2 separate regions of the Homo sapiens genome follow, and region 1 is linked to region 2. The links are chromatin contacts, found by Hi-C or POLR2A ChIA-PET in ENCODE. All regions are on one chromosome and are shown on one strand. The core of a region is the stretch at or near the end of the contact, and the rest is flanking DNA. Distances in the headings are between cores, read along the strand shown. Region 1 overlaps LRRFIP2 (LRR binding FLII interacting protein 2). Region 2 overlaps LRRFIP2 (LRR binding FLII interacting protein 2).

Region 1 (3,957 bases), core at 538-3,037, 43 kb before region 2:
AATTGGTATGCCCAAATTATGGATTTTCCTACCAGATAGATTCAACATTTTTTTTTAAACCAGCTGAATTCTACATTATATTTTGGAAAAGGAAAATTGAAACAGGTTATTTCCAGTTTGGCTTGTTAAATCCTATGCCTGTGTAAAATGCCACTGGTGCTATAGAGAGGATGATAAGAGGAAAGACAGCTACTCTTTTCCATGAACTTACCTTATTTGGAGGATGGAATAGCTTATCTGCTAGAATGTGTGACTTGAGTAATATGTTTTGGTCATGGAGGTTTTTTTTTTTTTTTTAAACAAAAGGGTTAGATTTTTTTTAATTTAGAAATTTCTATAGAGAAGCAACTTTATTTTTGGGGAAGTGTCTCTCCATGGTAAGTGACATTTTACTACTACACAGTTTAAATGCATACTATTACGCATTTTAGAAAATTTTGTAACAAGATTTTGTTACACATGCAATAATAATATTTTTTATTGTGTTTTCTGTTAGTTTCAGGATAATATAAGAAAAGCATGCGGTACAGATATTTTGCTCCAATAAAATTGGTATTTATTACAATAACATTTTCAATGAATTTATACCAGTGGTAAAATGGTACCACTTAGTCTGATACTTATGGAATTTATTTTTTGAGGTTTCTGCAATGTTTTTTGTAAATGACCATTTCATTAGGCATGAATGGAAGGGCTTTATTCTGACTGAACTATTATTTTAATGTCTTATTAGAACTAGATTATATACTTTGATTTTCTAATATATTTTAAGCTTTTTAAAAATTGTGATCTCTACAACAAGAAATACATTTTACACCATAAGTCAGTATACACATGAAGATTCATGCATGTGGATTTGTATATATGTAAAAGTATAGAAAATACATTATTGAAACAAAAGTTTCACAAAATAATATTTGCACTTACTTTGCACAACACCCTCTAATATTTTCTCTTCTAGTTTAGTTTTTAAAATGCTGGTTGAGGGCAGGGTACGGTGGCCTCTGCCTGTAATCCCAGCCCTTTGGAAGGCTGAGGTAGGAGAATTGCTTGAGCCCAGGAGTTCAAGACCAACCTGGGCAACATAGCAAGACCCCATCTCCTAAAATTAAAAAAAAAAAAATTAGGTAAGTATGGTGGCATGTTCCTGTAGTTCTGTAGTTCCAGGTACTTGGGAGCCTGAAGTGGGAGGATCACTTGAACCCAGGAGTTCGATGTTGCGGTGAACTATGATCAAGCTATTGTACTCCAACCTGGGCAAAAGAGTGAAACCCTGTCTCAAAAAAAGCTGGTTGACCCTACTAAGTTGATTTTATGAACTACTGATGAATTGCAACCTATCCTTATGAAAACGTTACTTTAGATTGGGTTTTTGAATAGTATTGCTTAAAATTTTAAATGAATATAAGAGTTGGAAAAGAAAGATATTTTTATCAAACAATTAGTATTTAAACTACCTGAGGAACTTGTTCATTGCTTTTATTTGTTTTGTATATGACTTTCTGGGTAGACAGCTTAAAAATATAAACTAGAATGCTTAAGAAACGATGTGTGAAAACCATAAATCTATGTAGTTACTATTTAGTTTTTCTTCCCTGGATTTGAAATGTGGTATTACATATCTTACTTTTAAAAAGGATCCTACATGAAATGTGGGTGTTCTGGTCTTACGAGTTTTGTATATTTTTCTTTGATTTATATTCAGTGTCACACCTGTATGTATACTGTGCAGTTCACACATTGACCAGATTTCTCAAAATGAGAAATCGGCATTTTCTTGAGGAAGGACATTCTTAGGTGTTTGTTCACAAGCAGATCCAAGGGAATGTTCCCCATCTTGGTGCTGCAATTGTTCTTTTGTAAGCTTGACCATGCTTGTTATGTCAGCTTGCCTCATTGCCTGTTCATCCTTTGCTTTTGCCATTTTTCAAACAATAGGAAATGATGTTAAAAGTGATAATAATTTTCTTAAAAAGCATTTTTGACTTTAGAATGCTTAATTCTTGTATTTAAAGGCTCCCTTAGGATGTTTTGTGCTATAGTGTACTGAGATTGAATCATATCACTATTACTGATTATGAATTTTGTTGTTTAAAAGAAAAATAAACATACAGTTTTGAATATACATACAGTTTAGCAATACTTTATACTAGGAAAAAGTAGGAGGAAGAATATTTTTTAATTCAACTGGATTAGCTTTCATGTTTAATAATTTTTTATTTTAAAATAGTGCTGGATTTTTAAAATAACCTCAAATATTACTTCTTCTCTTCTTTATATTTCTGAATTTGGAAACAAACCAACTTTCATGTTTTGCTGAAACCCAGTATGATATGTTCAAGGATAGATCATCAAGACTTTCATCATTAGTATGTAGCACATGACTTTGTGTTATATGTGGAATTTTACTTTATAAACATCTGTTGATGCTAATTATAGAATATGACTAACTTTCATGGCTTTGTTATGAACTTTTGGGGAAAATGTGTGACTAACAAAGCAAAAAGCTAATGTTTTGTGGTTGTGGCATGAATAGTAATTTTTTTCTTTAGGATTTCAGAATTAGACACAAGTTATTCTTATCTATTGAGGACTAGGATTGGTAGTAATATCTTTTTTTTTTTTTTAATTTTAAAGATGGGGTCCCTCTCTGTCAACCAGGCTGGAGTGCAGTGGTGCAATCATAGCTTACTGACTGCAACCTTGAACTCCTGGATTCAAGGGATCCTCCCACCTCAGCCTTCTGAGTAGCGAGTACTATAAACATGTGCCACCATGCCCAGCTAATTGTTTTATTTTTTTTGTAGAGATGGGGTTTTGCTATGCTGTCCAGGCTGGTCTCGAACTTTTGGTCTCAAGTGATCCTCCCACCTTGGCCTCCCAAAGTGATGGGATTACATATGTGAGCCATCATGCCCAGCTGGTAGTAATATATCTTTTCTTAAAATGATGAGCCACCCACCTAACATATACTCATTGTCATTCTAACACTGTTAGAAACTTGTCTTCATGTTGAGCACAAGCCCAAATTGTGTTTTATGTCATATGTCACAAAGCTGGCAGGTGTGAAGTTGCTAGATAGAAAACATCCAGTAGTGTTAGAGGACACCTAAGACATCAGTTATGTCCAAACATTTTGGTTTGATTTGGTTAGTTTTTTATGGTATGTCATTAACCAAGGAATTTAAGTTATAGCTTGTTTTTCTTGGGTTAATATTTTGTCAATAGGTTGCCTGAGTTTCTAAATTACATAGACATCTCTTAAAATATTCAGAGTAATGTATAAAAAGATGCATATTCAAAAAAAAAAAAGTAAAATGAGTTTTTAATCATTGATTGGGAATACAGCTATATATATGTGAGATGGTTTACCTAGAGCAGTCTGTTGCCTTTGGCTCTTGATAGGTAGGGCACTTCTAGCCACACTCTCTTATTTCAGGCAAGTAGTACGTACCTAGATTAGATTTCTTATCTACCAATTTACCTATTTAGTAGTATTGCTAGCCTTAATTTCCCCATATGTACTTGGCTGTGTACTCCTAGGAAAAGTTAGGTATTGAGACAATCCTGTCTTCAAGGGACCCTTTTATAAGGTGACCATTTATGGTATGCTGGGCAATCCATACCATGTTGGTTGTTTTCCTCCTGAGCATTACATACTGTGGATTCACTAATTTGGGTTAAGAGTACTGTCTGGGACAGTTTAATGTCATGTTCTTTGTTCTCTCAGTCCTGTTTTAATTGTTCCAAAAGATTGCTTTTTGACCTTTAGGTAAGGAAGACTATAGAAGGAAATGAATTATCTTGTTACCTATACCCTTAGCCAGGAGTGGTGTCTCATGCCTGTAATCCCAGCATTTCAGGAGGTTGAGGCAGGAGGATCACTTGAGGCCAAGAGTTCAAGACCATCCTGGACAACATAGCAAGACATTGTCTCTACCTGTTCCCCCAACCCCA
Region 2 (3,450 bases), core at 778-3,277:
AAATGATATTATTTGTTTAATAACAGGAGTTAGAAAGGCAGAAACATATGTGTAGTGTGCTGCAGCATAAGATGGAAGAACTTAAAGAAGGCCTGCGGCAAAGAGATGAGCTTATTGAGGTATGTACATGAACTGTGGGAATACTTAATTTTGAAAAAAAATGAGTTGAATGGGATGAGGATGTGTTGGGAGGGAAGGAGAGTTAAGATGCATCAGAGTTTGTCTCTTTATATTTGACTGTACACTACAAATTTTCAAACATAAACCAGATTATGCTTAAAAATTAATACTATAAATCCTATAAACATTACCCCACTTTGGTAGCAGAAATTTTTGTGTCTTTTATTCCTAAGCACACTGTTTCCTACAGATATCTTAGGAAATGGGCAAAAGGAAAAATTATAGAATAACATTATTCTTTGGAATTAGTGAATGCCATCTTTTGGGACATGATTCTTGGGGAATAAGTTTGATTTTCACTCAGGTAAATACATTTCTCAGGTGGCTAAATGAAAAAAGAAGAAACATCAAGATACGTTCTGTACAAAAAGGTAAAGAATGGTTAGTCTGAAGGTTCAGGTTTCTGCAAGCGAAGGGACTCTGCCACATTGCTGGCAACATCTTAGGAATGGAATGAAGCATAGTCTACCAAGAACTCTTTGAAAACATTAGTCATCCTTGCAGGCCTGCTACATTGCATGCATCTTTTTTCTTTAAATGTGGTTTTCCCTCCTGAGACGATGTTTTTAGATAAATATGGAAATAAGTTTGAAGGGGGATCCTGCCCACTATCTAGGTGTGGCTATCAAAGGCATCTAATGTTAAGTTAGTGTTGACACGCCAGAGATGTCAGGAAGCATAGATTGTTAATGATCCCAGGAGAGAGATCTCACAACCACACTTGTCCACATTCCTGGCTACTCAGACCTTAGCCTTTCTTTTTCTCTCCCTCTTTCTCTCTTTCCCCTCGGACCTACCTCTTAATATGTCTCTCTACAAATGATTTTTAAAAACCATTTAATAGAGAAAAAGAAATGACTTTAAATTTGAAGACGTGTTAATTTTTGTCATCATTAAGAATAATTGAACATACTCAGAATTTGTGGATTTCAAGTGCAGATACAGATAACCTTTTGGATCTATCAGATTACATGTGAAGTTAATTTTCTTGGTTTTTCTCCATATAAGGTAGGAAGCATATTTTCCAGAATCTGTATCCTGCTGGTATTTTAAAATAATGTGAAATTCTTTCCCTTTTTGTTCTTTTATCTTTTTGTGCCAAAATGCCAACCACATAAAATAATAAACCTGCTTTGGGGGCTGCTTCTCAAATTCAATAGCTTAAGTTAGGACTGGTAAAGTGTTCTAGTAATTAATTGTAATTGCATTTAAGAAGAATATAATGCTTGATTTCTATAGTTCATCACTGTGGCTTCTTTAAAAGCTTAGGGTGCTAGGTATACAAACTTTGAGAACTATAGTTTTAGATGTTTTTTACATCTAGAATGAACATCTTTTAGATGTTAGTATCTATGGTTATGCTGAAAAACTTTAAATATTACAAATAATGTTTTTTGGTCTTTGGAATTGAAAATTCCATGGTAAAGTACCTAATGTATGAGTAGGGAAAGGAGGACATAATAATTTACCAATAATGCATAAGAAGAAAACCTGTTAAGCACCATTGCCTAATTAGAAAGGTCATTTAAGGATTGTTAAATGCTAAATTTAAATGTTTCAAAATAATATAATTTTAAAATAATACAAAATTCATGGTGTTCTTGCTGTCATAGATTTTGCTAACAGAAATTCAAAATGATCAGTTCTGCTTAAAAAATAAAATTCAAAACTGCTTGTTCTCTAAGATGAAAGATCATTTGTTCATAAGCAAACCTAAATTTCCCTCTCTAGGAATGTAAGTTCTTGTTTGGTAAAAAGGCAGTTATCAAAGAAAGAATATACATATGGAGCTGTATGTACACAGAAATTCTAGCTGGCTTGCTGCCACGTAGCTGTGGTTGGAACAATTATTCCTGGTTCCTTTGCTTACTTTTGTAGGGGCAAGCCAATAAGAATCTTGTGGCCAAGACTGTGAATGTCATCTTTTCTTTTGGCAGACCAATTTTGCTTTTCCTGTTCATCACAGACTTTCCCTTTTGGTTAAGTTTCTTTATCGGCTTTATTTTTGTTTCCTCCCTCAAACCTCCTCTCCCTTTTCTTTCTGCTCTTTTATTACTTCTCTTCCCCTCTTCCTCTGCAGGAGAAGCAGCGCATGCAGCAGAAAATAGACACCATGACAAAAGAGGTGTTTGACCTCCAGGAGACACTTCTTTGGAAAGATAAAAAAATTGGGGTATGAAATGAAATTGGGCTTTGGTTAGAAGCTCATTGATGAGGACTACAGTAGAATTTAACCTAGAGATTGAAAAAACCTGTCCTTTTGATTCTTCTTGAGCATTTACACAGTATGAAAAATGAGTCAGTAGGAGACAGAGACTTCCATAGGAAAACCTGACGTTGTGCCTGGAAGAACTCTTCTTTTCAGCAAACACTAGGCTTGTAAAATGTATAAGTAGGAACTTTTAAAGGAAGTTTCTCTGTATTCCCTTAGGATTCTTTTTTTTTTTTTTTTTTTTTTTTTGAGACGGAGTCTCACTCTGTTGCCCAGGCTGGAGTGCAGTGGCATGATCTCGGCTCACTACAACCTCTGCCTCCTGGGTTCAAGTGATTCTCCTGCCTCAGCCTCCCGAGTAGCTGGGATTACAGGCACACACAACCATGCCCAGCTAATTTTTTGTCTTTTTATTAGAGACGGGGTTTCACCATGTTAGCCAGGCTGGTCTCCAACTCCTGACCTCAGGTAATCCACCCACCTTGGCCTCCCAAAGTGCTAGGATTATAGGCGTGAGCCACCATGCCTGGCCTCCCTTCAGATTCTTATCCAGAAACAGCCACAGGCATTCAATTCAAACTCTGTGGTTAACTTGATATCCTTACGTTACAGGAATTTGGATAAGAAGAGGGTAGTGGTGGGGAGAAAGTTATTAGCATCCTATAAATCCTTGGTGTATAAAATAGGAAGAGATTAAAATCAATTCAATTACAGAAATGGATAGGAATGTAAGACTTTCTAGGGTGGCTGTCTGTAATTATAACCACAGAACTCCCCCAAGTAAGGGCCCAGATAAACGAAATGTCTTCATTGCTGTTTTGCTAAGCCTTGCAGGTAGATTCCATGTACACCAAAAGCTGGAAAAAATTCCCTCCAGTTCATCTCATGTGGCCTTTGATTGGCAGTCCCATCACCTGGCTGAGCTCTCTGTTCTACAGTAGGGGAACCACTTAGCCATAGTTGCCAGAGGCTTACCTTGTCAGGGAAGGGCAGAGGAAATAGAACATGTAAGAAAAGTCTTGTTCTGCTTAAGGTTAGGGGGAGTAGGGAATAGTTGT

Evidence for each region. A loop is a pair of places that touch in the nucleus more often than their neighbours do. ChIA-PET counts read pairs that join two places held with the same protein, here RNA polymerase II (POLR2A). Pooled maps may share reads with other maps.
Region 1: a map of IMR-90 shows a loop between it and region 2 (2.1-fold over the local background). The contact joins two enhancer-like sites. A Hi-C loop is called at or near these places in 4 of 168 maps with a recorded cell type or tissue (IMR-90, aorta, ascending aorta and 1 more) and 2 of 50 pooled maps. POLR2A ChIA-PET finds 5 or more read pairs at or near these places in 9 of 52 experiments (A549, A673, AG04449 and 6 more).

Annotation. Positions count from the first base shown.
Region 1 is chr3:37,113,466-37,117,422 of GRCh38, reverse strand. It overlaps LRRFIP2 (LRR binding FLII interacting protein 2), which reads left to right. Exons shown (of 28, transcript NM_006309.4): 7 at 2,328-2,369. Among named protein-coding and RNA genes, the nearest start is that of LRRFIP2, 59 kb to the left of the region's middle. Within about 2 kb of position 1,787, at least 3 of the 41 ENCODE cell types and tissues checked have a DNase peak (open chromatin) inside an H3K27ac peak, as active enhancers do.
Region 2 is chr3:37,071,693-37,075,142 of GRCh38, reverse strand. It overlaps LRRFIP2 (LRR binding FLII interacting protein 2), which reads left to right. Exons shown (of 28, transcript NM_006309.4): 20 at 27-119; 21 at 2,261-2,353. Among named protein-coding and RNA genes, the nearest start is that of MLH1, 80 kb to the right of the region's middle. Within about 2 kb of position 2,027, at least 2 of the 41 ENCODE cell types and tissues checked have a DNase peak (open chromatin) inside an H3K27ac peak, as active enhancers do.